2 separate regions of the Homo sapiens genome follow, and region 2 is linked to region 1. The links are chromatin contacts, found by Hi-C or POLR2A ChIA-PET in ENCODE. All regions are on one chromosome and are shown on one strand. Each heading gives the region's core, a stretch centred on a gene start or an enhancer-like site at or near the end of the contact. The rest is flanking DNA. Distances are from core to core; before and after follow the strand shown. Region 1 overlaps PMS1 (PMS1 homolog 1, mismatch repair system component). Region 2 has its middle 110 kb from the start of MSTN.

Region 1 (7,957 bases), core at 1-2,500:
ACAAACCCTATTGTGAACTGTGTATGCGAGGGATCGAGGTTGTGCACTTCTTGTGGAACAATTTCCTGAAACCATCCCCACCCGCCAACTGGAAAAACTCTTCCACAAAACCGGTCCCTGGTGCCAAAAAGCTTGGGGACTGCTGCTGATTCTATATATAGAGGTATTATAGATTGGCCAGACTTTAAGATACTTATTTCTTAAAATAGTAAATTATTTCCAAATAGTAGAATATTATCTGTAAGTTTTATTATGTATTTGCAAGAAGAACACTATTAAAAAAAAAAAGAACACTCTATTAAGTTTCACATCATAGACTGACTGTGGTAAACTCTATCATGGATTCTTACCATAACATTTTCTTGGGTACATATTGAGGAAAGACTTTATAAATGAGATATTTTGCAGTGAAGTTCTTTTTTAAAAACATTTCATAAATAATCCCCTCAGAAGGGGTTTAAACTAATGCTACCTTTATATTACATACTTGTCTAAAAAGTATTGTAATATAATTCTAAGTCCTGATCTCATCAAGAGGAGTAGAAGGGAAGGAAAGTGAAAGATGGGAATCTTTGAATAAGCGGAAATTTTCATTTTTGTGACAGTATTCACCACAAAAGAGAAATGTAAGAGTGGGTTAAAAGAAAAGGATTAAGGAAGGTTATAAACTTTAAAATATAAGATAGTAGCAGGAAAACAATAGTGTTTCCATCTATATATCTTGTTCTAGATATCCCTCAAGATTGGTATTATTTAAAAAACAAACCTGAACTCTAATGAAGTTTTTCTCCCTTTTTAAAAATGAGCCATTTTTGTTTACAGTTGGTAGTGTGCCTGCTGTATTCTGAAGGTCGGACTTCCTTAACAGGAAAGTCTGCTTGTTAAACCTTCTGAAGAATGTATTCAGTAATGTTCTGTGAATCCTTTAGGAACTTTGTCATGTGGAAATTCCCAGCCTATTGTGCGGGTAGCTTAACATTGATAGTTTCTAGAGACTTCAAGGGAATATTTTCTTGTGAAAGAGTTAGTATGAACTTAAAGGTTGAGGGAGCTGTGGGTTGGAAGAACCATGTGGGGAGAAATAAGAGTTCAGAAATAACAGGAATAAAGTAAATTGGGACTGGTTTTAAATATTTTTTTGCTAATACTTTACCTTTCAGTATGTTAAGGTAATAGTGGTATAAGTGTTAAGAAAAATGGGCTAGGAAAAAAAAAGAGAGAACTTAAACCACGGGGATGCTTCCATTTAAGGTCAATAAGATGAATCAGAGAGAAAGGAAAGTGAAAGGAGAACCAAGAGAGGGGTGGATGTAAAAGTCAAGGAAGGAAGTAAATTTAAGAATAAGTAGTATCATGTTCTGTATAGGGTAATAATTGCTAGAAGACTATCAGATATGGCTACTAGATGACATTGGTAACCTTGAAGAGAATCGTAATGGCAAAGTACAATTGTCCTTGTATATACTCAGTGGATTGGTTCCAGCACCACCTGTGGATACTAAAATCCAGGCATGCTTAAGTCCTGCAGTCAGCCCTCCAGAACCCACATATATGAAAAGTTGGCCCTCCGTATATATGGATTTCGCATCCCATGGTACTGTATTTTCTATCACAGTTGGGGTCGGAAAAACATCCATGTATAAGTGGACCCACACAGTTAAAACCAGTGTTGTTCAAGGGTCTGCTGTGGTAGGAATAGACGACATTTGCCAGTAGTTAAAGAGTGTAGTAGTGGAAAAGTAGGCAGCAAGTCGTATGATAGTGAATAGTGAAAGGAAGGAAAGAGTATGTTAAACATGTCTGTGTTGAACTGGTGGAAGACTGACAATAAAAAATTGCAGAGGAGGCCAGGCTTACTGGCTCATGCCTGTAATCCCAGCACTTTGGGAGGCTGAGGTGAGTGAATCACCTGAGATCAGGAGTTTGAGACTAGCCTGGCCAACATGGTGAAGTCCCGTCTCTACCAAAAATACAAAATTTAGCCAGGTGTGGTGGTGCGCACCTGTAATCCCAGCTACTCAGGAGGCTGAGTGAGGCAGGAGAACTGCTTGAACCCAGGAGGTGGAAGTTGGAGTGAGCTGAGGACGCACACTGCACTCCAGCCTGGGCGATAGAGCTAGACTCTGTCTCAAAAAAAAAAAAAAAAAAAAAAAAATTGCAGGGGAAATGTTCCCCAAAAGGCAAGAGGGAAGATAGGATATGAATTTAAGGTTTAGAAAGAAGAAACTGAATCAAGAGCAGAAAACAGAAAAGGGGAAAAATGAAAATAATATTTTTACGTAAACTTTAAAAAAAAATTTCTTAATCATTAGAACCTGTGAAATTTTAGGGGAACTTGAGAGAAGTCATGTTGATATATGTGGTGAAAGAGTAGAAGTTACCTGCTGAGAGTGGAGGGGTTGTGGGAAGGAGTTGGTAATTTTAGTACAGTAACAAAGATCTGAAAATAAGAGCTGTAGGTACTATAAGAGAAGGTTAATTAGAGAGGAATAAGAAGATTTCCAGGTGTCACTGAGGGATCTTAAGAGTTAACATTTGTATTGGATCCAGCCAGGACAGTTTTATGACTCAACGATGCTCAGTAGAATTTGTCCAAGGGTAAATCAAAACACCAATTCCTCACCCTGTCCTAGAGGGTGATCTGGCCTCTGCCTAATTTCCTTTTCTTGTTCCTCTTTTTTTTAACAACTATGATGCACCCACACTGAACATTTAGTTCTTTCTCTTCTGTCTGCGTGAGATGCTTTTCTTTGCCCATGATCTTTCCATTAAGGTTTCTTATTTATTAATTTTTATTTATTTATTTTGAGACAAGGTCTTGCTCAAAAGCTGGAGGGCAGTGGCATGATCACAGCTCACTGCAGTCTTGACCTTCAGGCTCAAGTGATCCTCCTGCCTCGGCCTCCCATGTAGCTGGGACTACAGGCATGCCCCACCGTGCCCACTTTTTTTTTTTTTTTTTTTTTTGTGGAGACTGGGTCTCACTGTGTTGCCCAGGCTGGTCTCGAACTCCTGGCCTCAAGCAGTTCTCCTGCCTTGTCTCCCAAAGTGTTGAGATTACAGGCCTGAGCCACTGCACCCAGCCTGGTTCCTTATTTAAATTCAAGCTTAAAGTCATCTCCTCAAGTAATCTTTTTCCAACTCTACAATCACTCTATCATGTGGCCCAGTTTAATTTTACGCATTATTTATTGACTAAAATGTTCTGTCTTTTGTCTGTTTTCTGTTTCTCTGCACTAGAATGTAAATTGCACAAGAGCAAGTCTTGTTTTTTGGTTCACCACTACATCCCGAGAGCTGACAACATAGTTGATACTTAATAAATATTTGTTGAGTGAATTCATAAAATGAAAATAATCAAGATTCTGTCTTCCTTTTTGCCAGGATAACATGTTTTCAGCTTCAGGGTATATCATGGTAAAATGTGTGACTTTCCCTTTGGACAGGGAGAAGCAGTGCGTCTATCCAGACAATTACCCATGTACTTATCAAAAGAGGACATCCAAGACATTATCTACAGAATGAAGCACCAGTTTGGAAATGAAATTAAAGAGTGTGTTCATGGTCGCCCATTTTTTCATCATTTAACCTATCTTCCAGAAACTACATGATTAAATATGTTTAAGAAGATTAGTTACCATTGAAATTGGTTCTGTCATAAAACAGCATGAGTCTGGTTTTAAATTATCTTTGTATTATGTGTCACATGGTTATTTTTTAAATGAGGATTCACTGACTTGTTTTTATATTGAAAAAAGTTCCACGTATTGTAGAAAACGTAAATAAACTAATATAGACTATTCATTTGATTCTCAAGAACCAACCATCATCATAATTATGAGTTGTAGGCTCAAAATTGGAAAATAGGTAGTATTTTTGGGTGGTTATTTACTAGGTCCTCTGTGCAGGGAGAAATCAAACATCACACATACTGGCATATCTGACAAACAGTGTCAATATTTTTTAAAGTACAATGGAGAGTCAGAGTGGGAGAAAATGAGAAAACGAAGTTTAGAGGAAGAAGAAAACCAGAAATCCTTCCTTTAACTTCAATTTAGGGGGTAACAGATTAGATGTTGCTGTCTCTTTATTATATGGTAATTATTGGATTTGGGGGTCAACTTTTGTTGGAATACATGGGAAGACCTAGATTTTTAACAGAAAACTTAGGGGAATTTTTTTTTTTTTAAGACTCTCGCTCTTGTCACCCAGGCTGGAGTGCAATGGCACAGTCTTGGCTCACTGCAACCTCCACTTCCCAGGTTCAAGCGATTCTCTTGCCTCAGCCTCCCGTAACTGGGATTACAGCCGTCCACCCCACACCTGGCTAATTTTTGTATTTTTAGTAGAGATGGGGTTTCACCATGTTGGCCAGGCTGGTCTCGAACTCCTGACCTCAGGTGATCCATCCACCTCAGCCTCCCAAAGTGCTGGGATTACAGGTATGAGCCGCCACACCGGGCCATTAGGTGAAAATTATCTATTGTACATATGCCCTTTCAAAAACCAGGTCCCACAGTGCACCAAAATACCTTTATAAAAAGTTGAAACATGATTTTTAATGAACATATTTGTTGTGTAAAATAAGACATGTTATTCTGGATACGATGTCCCCACACTCACACCATCTCCCATAACTCTCAAAGATCATCTTTAAATTCCTAAGATCCTTGTGTTAAGTACAAATTGTGAAACCTGGATTCTGCCTTTTCTTCTGCCAATATCATCCTATTTTGCATGACCCAAAATACTGCTTCCCCTGACTCTCCATTTCCCCTTTTATAAATGTGAGGTCCTGCTCTGGGAGAGCTTTCTGGGAGTAATCCTTTTAAATTAACTGGGTAAACTGAGGGAAGAGAGGCTCACAGAAGCTATCAAAGATGAAATTTGCATCATACATTTGCACTCACCGTAAGTAAAACTGTAGACTCATTTTTTAGCCAATATAGTCTGTACTGGTCTTACAACTATCTTGTAGATGAAGAAACTCATTTCTCACCAGTTATGAATTGTGTCAAAGCAGGTTGGTAGGAATGGCAGTAGGTATTTACCACTTATTTGCTAGACAGGTTAAGCACTTACCTTGGCTAATCTCATTTAATGTTCACAGCGAATTTAAATTTGTAGTTACTGTTGAGATTCTAATCCCAGAGCTCCTGTTCTTAACCACCATTATACTGCCTGCCATGAGAAATGGGCCCTAAAGAGTTATTTGGGTCAACTAAACATAGGTAGTTAGGGAGTATAAAACACTCCCTGACACCACTTTAACGAATGCTGGAGTAAATCAACTTTAGGATGCAACTTTTTTTTTGAGACAAGAGTCTCGCTTTGTCGCCCAAGCTAGAGTGCAGTGGGGCGTTGGCTTCCTGCAACCTCCGGCTCCCAGGTTCAAACGATTCTCCTGCCTCAGCCTCCCCCGAGTAGCTGGGATTACAGGCGCCCGCCACCCGCCACCACGTCCCGCTAAATTTTGTATTTTTTGGTAGAGACGGGGTTTCACCATGTTGGCCAGGCTGGTCTGGAGGTCCTGACCTCAAGCGATTGCCCCGCCTCAGCCTCCCAAAGTGCTGGGATTACCCACCGCGCCTGGCCGGCAACGTTTTCCTAACGGTGACTGGAGTAGCAGACTGGCGTGAACAGGAATGGGCTTCAGGTGAGGGTCTAGCGTTGCCCCACGGACCAATCCTGGTTGACGAGGCTAAGGGAAGCCTAGCAACCACGCAGAAGCCCGGCAATCTTCCGCAGCGCTCCCATCCTCCACAAGTCCTTACAACAGCCCCAGCACCACCCGCGGGACCAAATGCTGAAGCTGGGAGCGGCGACAGGGAAGCGCTGGCTCCCAGAATGGAGGTAACGGCTGCTGCGGCCTGGGAGGCTTACCCGGAATTAAGGGCGAGGCGAGGAGATCCGAAGGAAAAGGAAAGCTTCACCCCAAGTTACCCATTTGCCTCTTTAGGCTGGGTTGCCAGAGCCCTTGGCCTGGGAGAAGGACTTTTAAGGTATGAGTTCTAAAGTGCTCTTTACACCCAAGTATGTTGCTTAGGATCCCAGCCTTCGCTATAGCCACAGGGCTGACCCAAAACCCTACGGAAGTCAGACCTGCAGGCCCCTCTTGAACATGTTGCTGAGAAGGTAGCCATCTATGGTCTGGCCAGACCTAGGAGGTTTTAGATATTTAACTTATCGAAAAATGTTAGACCTGTATTCAGATGAACGGATTTTTGTTACTTTCATTGGCTACGTGATTCTCTGTGATTTTATCCAGATTTTGTGGCTCAGTTTGTAGGAATTGCAACCCAACCCAGCACAGCCCGCATTTCTCAACTAAAAGTGTAAATAGGAGCCACTTTTCCCTCTCCAAATTCTTACCTGTTTTATTTTCATCTTATGTTCTTATGTCTGCAAGCTTCCTCCAGCATTTTTTGGTGGTTTTTTTGAGGGCAGGAGGGAGCAGAAGCCACTAAATAAACTTGGGCTTGGGTCTACACTGAAAACCAAAAATAGATTTAACTTTTGCAAACCAAAAAGCATCTGAGATAGGTCTCAATAAATTTAGAAGTTTATTTTGTCAAAATTAAGGACATACCCGGGAGACAGGTCTGTATGCCTTTCTCCAAAGATGATTTTGAGAGCTATTTAATGGTGAAAGGCAGGCTGGAAGGGAAGGAGGGAGGATATGGTCACATTACTGAATCCACATGTTGCAAGAGAAAAGGAGCAGGTAAAGGAATAGTCAGTGTATTGTCTGACGCTCAGTAAATTCACACTTCACGTAAGATACTGTGAGATGTTTAACCTTTTATCTGTAGCTATCTGCTTAGGAACAAAGGAAGGGCAGTTTCTTGGATGACTCAGCTTTCAGCTTAATTTTTTCCTTTTGGCATAGTGAATTGGGTCCCAAGTTTTTATTTTTGTTTCACACTCTTTACAGTACCTAATTAATGCAAAGGAAATAATACATTTGGGGACCCCAAATGTTGATCACTAACTTAAACCAAAGTTACCAGGCAAATTAAAATACCAGTAATGATACTAAAATATTTAAATGACTAGACTTGTTCTTGGAGTGGAGCATTTCGGGCAAGCCAATGTTCATGGATTTATAGTGGCTAAAAATAATCTTGAGGTGAGCCAACTAATTTTACAGATGAGAAAATAGAAGGCCAAAGTGACATACGTGACATACATACATGACATACGTGAGCACACACAGCTAATCTAGTGCTCTACTAGTTCCACTTTAAATGTTTATATTACTGTAAACAAAGATAAGTACTGAAAAAAAACAAATTTTACTGCAAAGCCAAATGAAAAATGACTTGAGATTGTCACCTTTCTCCCTTTACAAACATAAATAATCAAGAGTTAACTGTTAACCTTGTGAAAGGAAAATAAATCTTGGGGCTCCTAAATCACTAAGCTAAAGGGAAAAGTCAAGCTGGGAACTGCTTAGGACCAACCTGCCTCCCATTCTGTTCAGAGTCACCCGTCTGCTCACTGAAATAAATGCATATCTGATTGGCGTCTCCAAAGGATTGTTCTCCAAATGATGTTTTTTTCCTAGATGAGTAGATCCTGAGTTATTAGGAAAGCTCATTTTAGCAGGTTTGTGAAGTCTCATGTCCTATGAAGAGAAAATAAGGGGAGGAAGGCAGAAAAACAATAAACAAAAGAACAATCCTGGAAAATCTATATAGGCCACATTGTTCTGAAGTCCATAGATCTGTAGGCAGGTATGAAAGTGGCTTATGTATGTAAGTAGGTTGCTGTTATTTTCTTCTGAAGTTTAAGTTGTCTAGCTTCACTTTGCAGGGCTTTACGAAAGCACAGCTTAGTTTTCAGTGACTGAAAATTAGGAAAAATGGGGAAAAAGAAGGAAAAAAATTGAAAACATTATTTTGCAGTCTTGTAGCCTGCAAAATAGAAAGATTAGAATTCAGTCCAAAGTAGAAAA
Region 2 (7,957 bases), core at 3,592-6,091, 78 kb after region 1:
ACAGCTTTACCAAATTCATCATCAGTGTTGGGCTATGCCAGTCTAACTTGGTGGAAAATTTGAATCATGAAATATTTAACGTATAATAAGTACATTTGTTTACCTCCTGTGAGACTTATCACAGCGGTAAGTACATTGTAGGCAGTGTACTAATTACTTTATTAATGTTGACTTAATTTCTATATGTTGGGAGAATTAAAAATGTATAGCATTCTTCATGTACTAGCAAATGGTATTCTGAAAGTTAATAAGAAAGAAATTAATTCATTTTAACTTCTTAGAGGGTCAAAAAATTAATTCACAAATATTAAAAATCATTTTTACCAAGCCTTGTTACAGATTCTGAAAATGAGATTCAGATGAGAAGAATAATTTTCTTTGTCTCTGTTTAGCTTAGAGGACATATGCCTGTTTTTTTTGCATTTAATTTTTACACTTAGCTTTTTAAAAAATAGTTTTTTCCTTAGTACAGTAACGTGTACCTCCCTGAAAAACTTCAGGCAATTTGGAGAACAAAATAAAAATTACCCACAGTTTTGCTCCCCTGCATTACCCACTGTGAACATTTCAGTCTGTCTCTTCTAGGCTCTATTTTTTAACAATGTATGTACATCCACCCCCATAAACATGGTAGGACCATGTCTGTCTATGTTACTACATTAAACTTATAGCGCCACTTTATCAATTGCCTTATGACTTTTTCTATTAGGGTCTTAATTTTTTAGCTTATTTTTAAGTGTTCTTTTATGTCAGACATACATAACATGTCAACATATATATAGCGTATACATAACAAAGTCCTGTGACACTTATTTGTGGTACTTTTTTCCTGTCATACAAATTTTCAATTTTTATTTAGTAAAATCATTTTTTTTTCTTATTTATATGTTTTGGTATTCAGCTTAGAAAGACCTTTCACCTCAAGATTATGTAGGTATTTAAACTTTTTTTTTTAAGTTCTTTTGTGATTTTTGTTTTGTTTTTCTAGTTCTTATGTGGTTTTATTTTACATTTAACTCTTAATCCTTTGCTAAACGCTTAAAGTACTTTGAAGGCCTAATCTAGGAAGTAGGAAAATACAGTTGTCCCTCAGTATTCACAATGAGGATTGGTTCCAGGGCATCCCCCACCTCCCAGCAGACAGCAAAATCTTTGCATACTCAAGTCCCACAATCCTGTGAAAACCAAGTATACAAAAAGCCGGCCCTCAGTATCTGCGGGTTTCACATCAGACAAATACCTCATTTTCCATCTGCCTTCAGTTGCAGATGCAGAACCCGTAGATGTGGAGTGCTGACTGTTTTTATTGAGAAAAAAAGCCGGGCGCGATGGCTCACACCTGTAATCCCAGCACTTTGGGAGGCCAAGGCGAGTGGATCACGAGGTCAGGAGTTCAAAACTAGCCTGACCAAGATGGTGAAACCTCATCTCTATTAGCCAGGCACAGTGGCGGGCACCTGTAATCCAAGCTACTCAGGAGGCTGAGGTTACAGTGAGCTGGGATCAGGCTACTGCACTCCAGCCTGGGTGACAGAGTCTCTGTCTCAAAAAAAGAAAAAAAAAAAGGAAAAAAGAAATCCAGATATAAGTGGATCTACACAGTTCAAATCTGTGTTATTCAAGGGTCAATTATGTATGCATAGGTAAACCCAATAGTTGTTACCTACTTTTTCTTTCTTTTTTTTTTTTTTTTTTTTTAGAGATGAGTCTCACTCTCACCAGGCTGGAGTGCAGTGGCACAATCTCGGCTCACTGCAACCTCCGCCTCCCGGGTTAAAGTGATTCTCCTGCCTCAGCCTCACGAGTAGCTGGGACTACAGGTGCATGCCACCATGCCCAACCAATTTTTGTACTTTTAGTAGAGATGGGGTTTCACCATGTTGTCCAGGATGGTGTCAATCTCTTGACCTCGTGATCTACCTGCCTCGACCTCCCAAAGTGCTGGGATTACAGACGTGAGCCACCACGCCTGGCCTGTTACCTACTTTTAAGTGTCCTGAAATGTAACTCTTCCAAGGTTTGAAAGTCTAAAGTTACAGAATCAATCATGTTATCTTAGTTTTTTGGTTTTGGGTTTTTTTTTTTTTTTTTGAGATGAAGTCTCGCTCTTGTCCCCAGGCTGGAGTGCAATGGCAAGATCTCAGCTCACTGCAACTTCCATCTCCCAGATTCAAGTGATTCTCCTGCCTCAGCATCCCAAGTAGCTGGGATTACAGGTGCCTGCCATGATGCCCGGCTAATTTTTGTATTTTTAGTAGAGATGGGGTTTCACCATGTTGGCCAGGCTGGTCTCGAACTCCTAACCTCAGATGATCCGCCTGCCTCAGCCTCCCAAAGTGCTGGGAGTACAGGCGTGAGCCATGGCGCCCAGCCTTTTTTGTTTTTTTTTTTTGTTTTTTTTTTTAAGGTTAGGTAATGAACCTTAGGTGCAGTAGTGAACATGGGAGCAAGAGAAGAATAAGGAGTTCAATCTGTTAACTGATTGTGAAGAGTCAATTAGGATTAGGATAAGTCTCTACCTTCAGACCAGGCTTATCTTAGTCTTTAGTGTCACCTTTGCTGAAAGTAAGAGAGGGGCTAATGGTAGAAAGCCTTCAGGGTCTGAAAAAGATTAAGGAAGACCACCAAAGAGCAACAATTTACATCTTAATTATTACTTTTAAAAGCTAGCCTTTGTTTATATTTTCTAAAGTCATCACACTACATAAACAAATATTCCAAGACATGTAGATATGAGAGATAAGTATATTGCCTATGTATATAAATACATAGAGTTCTCCTCTATTTTACATTACTTTTCTTCCCACTAATGACTTAAGTTCCCCCAAAGACTTTACATCTTGTCCTGCCATTGAGAAAAGGATTGAGATCTCAACTATTTCCTCCTGTTAACTAGGTCCCTTCTTGGTTTAGGGCTGCCCACTTACCAACCTTTGCCATTTGGCTCTCTATCCCTGTTATTAGAATAAATCCCTGGCTAGTGTACTGACTTAATTTTCAACTTTCTTTCATGCCTGGAGGGTTGGGGTGGGGGTAGTAGCAGAATATGGGGAATTTTTCTGGATCGTTTCTGCACTTTCCTGGAGATAAGGGAAGTTTTGGGGTTGGGTTTGGAGGTATTACCTCAGACCTCTTCCACCATTCTGTTGTGACAATCAAATCAGACTTCCTAGTACCAGTATTAGGTTTTTTCCCTCTACTTCAATAGAAGAAACCTTAGTTTAGTTCTCTGAATCCTCCTTTTTTTTTTTTTTTTTTTTTTTTTGAGACAGAGTCTTGCATCTTCCCCCAGGCTGGAGTGCAATGATGCGATCTTGGCTCACTGCAACCTCCACCTCCCAGGTTCAAGCAATACTCCTGCCTCAGCCTCCCAAGTAGCTGGGATTACAGGCATGTGCCAGCGCACCCGGCTAATTTTTGTATTTTTGGTAGAGACGGGGTTTCACCATGTTGGCCAGGGCTGGTCTCGAACTCCTGACACCAAGTAATCCGCCCACCTTGGCCTTCCAAAGTGCTGGGATTATAGATGTAAGCCACTGCGCCCAGCTGAATCTTCCTCTTCAGTATCTTTGTGGCACTGTTTTCTTCCCTTTCATCAGTTGGTAAATGCTTTAAGTACTTTGAAAGCCAAATCTAAAGCTTTCAAATAAGGAAGTAGAGGTATGGGTCAACACAATAGCCATTACCTATTTTCATTGTCCTAAAAATATTTCTTCACTCTTCCAATACCTAAAAGTCTAAAGTTAGAGAATCATTTAGCTCATCTTCGTTTTAGAATAGCATTTGCTGAAGGCAAGTATAGGAGATCAGAATATGCCACCCCAAAATATGTCACTCTGGCATAAGAATTATTTTGAGCTGAAGGCACTCGAGAAATAGCAAATGCAGGAAGAACTCTGTGACCTCTCAAATGTTCTTATCTAAAAGCAGGTTATAAAATTTCCCATGAGAAAAGTGTTCTTCCTGAACCAGGAATAGAAGAACATTCTTAACACTGGAGACTGGGAGTTACTGCCAAAAGAGAACTAAACAAACAAACTACACAAACTGAAAACAATCCTTATCTTCCACTGGTTTCCCCCATATATTTCCTGGTCACTGCCTCACAATGTACTGCCCCTAGCCTAATACCCTTTGTCTTGTATCCTCACAATTTATCATTCTTTGTTTTAAAAGGTATACACACTTTTGAGCCTAACTGCTTTTTCAGACATTCATTTTCCTTATGAGGGCTCCCATGCATGTAAAAATATTAAATAAAACTTGTATGCTTTTTCCCTGTTACTCTGTCTTATGTTAGTTTAATTCTCAGGCCCAGCCACAGAACCTAAGAGGGTAGAAGAAAGTTTTTCCTCCCCTATACAAGAAAGGGGCTTATTTCGTCTCCTGCCTTAAGCTGGTCAATGGTACTTCACACAGCTTGAGCTTCCAGTCTTCCAAACCAGACCTTTTTGGAACTGAAACAAAATCATATCATTTTTTTTTTCTCCTTGAATGAGTACCTAGATCTTAGAAATAGAAGTCATATTATGAAGATCTTATTTTGGAATTCTAAGCAAGAATTTAGCTCTTTTATTTTAGGTTTTATCTGTTCTCCTATATGAGAACAATATTTATAAATTAGGAGAAATGGTAAAAGAAAGTTAACAATGGGGAGTAAAAAGATCAACGTTTCAATATCTAAAAATATTCTGTTACAGTTGCTTTTATGATCATTTTGAAACAGGATACTTCTACTGCACTTACTGTGTGCAACTGTAGGAGAATTACATGTGACGTATCCTTTTAAGAACTTCTACTTATTTTTTGATCACATCTTCGATAACTTTGAATGTATAGTCTGAGGGTGTTTCCTTTTTATTTTGGCTATTTAATGAATTGGTTCTTATATAACTATAATGATCATGAATCTTCTTTGTAAATAAGTTACTTTCAGTTACACTCATTTAGGACTTGAAAATTGCAGACTGTAGTGATGGAAAGGGGGAAGTGAGAACTAGAGTTAAACAAAACAGAACAAGATTATGGTAATATCAACAGAAATTAAAAATAGGAGGTCAGGTGGCTTTTGTTATCTATGCCAGTTGTAGGGATTGTGTCTTTTCTTGCTGGTTTAGTAATTTTGGTGCCTATTGTTAAATGTGATAACATCCCTGGCCAGATTTTTGTTCAGGGCCCACTTACAAGTCTGCAATAGGGAAAGTGGGGACAGGCTGCATCTAAAAGGGCTTTACTCAAGGCCTTGTCCGTCGAGTTCACTAATATAATCCGAATATGTAGTAGAGTGGTTGGCATATAGGTGCTCAAATAATGATAATAATAAGATTAATAATAAAATCAGCTGACAGTTATATGATTCTTAGTACATATTGAGCACTGTTATAAGACTTTTAGATATAGGCCGGGCATGGTGGCTCACACCTGTAATCCCAGCACTTTGGGAGGCCAAGATGGGCAGATCACCTAGGTCAGGAGTTTGAGACCAGCCTGGCCAACATGGTGAAACCCTGTCTCTGCTGAAAATACAAAATTAGCCAGGCATGGTGGTGCATGCCTGTAATCCCAGCTACTCAGGAGGCTGAGGCAGGAGAATCTCTTGAACCTTGGAGGCGGAAGTTGCAGTGAGCCCAGATTGCACCATTGCACTCCAGCCTGGGTGACAAGAGTGAAACTCCATCTCAAAAAAAAAAAAAAAAAAAAAAAAACAAAGACTTTTAGATATATTGATTCATTCATTTCTCCCAACAATCTATGAGGTGATATTGTTAGTACAGTATCAATATCACCTCATTTTTACAGATGAGGAAATTGATGCACGTAAGTTAAGTGATTTTCCCAAGTTCTAATGGCTAACAGCTGGTAGAACCAAGATACAAACTTAAGCTGTCTGGCATTGGAGTCCACCTCTTAACCACTAAGCTGCATCTTTTGTTTGTTTATTGTTTATGATATTGATTGAATGAATGAATGAAGCCTGCAAGGGTATTGCCAACATGAAAACATTGTCAGAGAGAAAAGAAGTCAAGCTGATAGTTGAAAGAGATGAGGATGTATGTTGAGCCAGACAGGTCAAGTGAAGATGTAGTAGTAAAATGAACATCAAGGTTGGGGAATCCCTGTCAGTGGGAAGGCAAGAGAAGGAGAAAGAGAAGGAAAGAGATACAATCCAGATCAGGTATTTCTCAAAGAAACATTCCGCAAGTCTTTTTTCTTACCCTGTTGGTATAAACAAGTGGCACACCTACTTTATCAGATTATAAGAAAACAGCTATTTTCTCATAAGAAAATTGTTTAATGCATCCACATCCTTACACAATAGATTCTAAGTGGCATTATGATAAATTTGCATATGTACACACACTGTTTACTTAAATTTATGGTAACTATATTTTGCAAATGAAAAGATCAGAACATATGATAAGATCAGAACATATGATAAGATCAGAACATGTGATATGACCAAACTTCTTCTGGTTTGGTGACATGTTTATATAAGAAGTCTTACAAATACATACACATTAATATGCCTAGTGTTCCATTAATGGAATGCTAAGCATGTGGGAGTCATTTATATCCTACTGCTCAAGGTCATCACCAAGGTCTGACTGTAAAAATTCAAAAAATTGCAACCTCAGGCATAAATGGGTTAAATCACATTATGTTTGAATGTTATATATATTTAAAACTATGTTACAACTAACACATTTTTGCATCATTTTTATCATAAGTGACTAATTTTTTCCCAACATTTGTTGGCATATGTCAGAGTAATTTATTTGGAACACTGCAGTTTTATTGACCATCAGTGACTTTTCTGATATTCATTTATCAGCAAAAATGATCTCTGCATCCTTGCTCAGAATTAGACCAGGCAGTTGTACATTTTTGCATACTACTGATGTTTAAATTACCACAATATTTACATGCCCAATATCTTTGACCTCTAAAAAGTTTATCTTTAAACTATTCAGTTAGCAAATTCTTTTTTAAAAAAATATTTTTTATTTATGGACTTAGGGGTACAAGTACAGTGGTGTTACATGGATATATTGCATAGTGGTGAATGCTGGGCTTTTAGTGTACTCATCACCCAAATAGTGTACATTGTACTCCATAGGATCATGTTTCATCTGTACCTGCCTCCCACCCTCCCACCTTTTGGAGTCTCCAGTGTTCATTATTTACTCTGTATGTCTGCATGTACCCGTTGTTTAGCTTCCACTTATAAGTGAGAACATGTGGTTTTTAACTTCCTGAGTCATTTCACCAAGGATAATGGCCTCTAGTTGCATCTGTGTTTCTGTAAAAGACGTTCTTTCTTTCTTGTTTCGTATTTTGTTTTTGTTTTTTGTTTTTTTTGCTAGTATTCTATGGTATATATGTATACCATACTTTTAAAATCCAGTTATCCATTGATGGACACTTAACTTGATTCCACGACTTTGCTATTGTGAATAGGGCTGTGATAAACATACAAGTACAGATTTTTTTGATACAATGATGTCTTTTTCTTTGGGTAGGTACCCAGTAGTGGAATTGCTGGGTCAAATGGTAGCTGTATTTTTAGTTCTTTGAGAAATCTCCATACTGTTTTCCATAGAGGTTGTACTAATTTACATTTCCACCAGCAGTATATAAGTGTTTCTTTTCTCTGCATCCTCACCAATGTTTACTGTTTTTTGACTTTTTAATAACCGCCATTCTGACTGGTGTAAGATGATATTTTATTGTGGTTTTAATTTGCATTTCTCTGATGATTAGTGATATTGAGCGAGCAAATTCTTATTGGGATGTAATTTAAGAACACAAAATTTACCATAAACACCATCATGTGACAAAGTGGGAAGAGAAGTTTCAAAAAAGATTTGTATTTTTGCTAAGTCATCTCACTCAGGGTTGTTTAAAAACCAAATCCAATATAAATATCTTAAAAGTTAAGATAACTCAGAAAATTAAC

What was found. Hi-C counts contacts between places; a loop is a spot of excess contacts on that map. ChIA-PET counts read pairs that join two places held with the same protein, here RNA polymerase II (POLR2A). Pooled maps may share reads with other maps.
Region 2: a loop to region 1 is called in a pooled map, with 3 times the contacts of the local background. The contact joins two enhancer-like sites. A Hi-C loop is called at or near these places in 5 of 37 single-sample maps with no recorded cell type and 3 of 50 pooled maps. POLR2A ChIA-PET finds 5 or more read pairs at or near these places in 3 of 52 experiments (H1, OCI-LY7 and activated B cell).

Annotation. Positions count from the first base shown.
Region 1 is chr2:189,873,826-189,881,782 of GRCh38, forward strand. PMS1 (PMS1 homolog 1, mismatch repair system component) reads left to right here. Exons shown (of 13, transcript NM_000534.5): 13 at 3,447-3,804. The coding sequence ends at 3,611. It also overlaps a transcript of AKAP19 not described here. Among named protein-coding and RNA genes, the nearest start is that of PMS1, 93 kb to the left of the region's middle. Within about 2 kb of position 1,251, at least 2 of the 41 ENCODE cell types and tissues checked have a DNase peak (open chromatin) inside an H3K27ac peak, as active enhancers do.
Region 2 is chr2:189,947,955-189,955,911 of GRCh38, forward strand. It overlaps a transcript of AKAP19 not described here. Among named protein-coding and RNA genes, the nearest start is that of MSTN, 110 kb to the right of the region's middle. RefSeq lists an enhancer at 5,196-5,265. Within about 2 kb of position 4,842, at least 3 of the 41 ENCODE cell types and tissues checked have a DNase peak (open chromatin) inside an H3K27ac peak, as active enhancers do.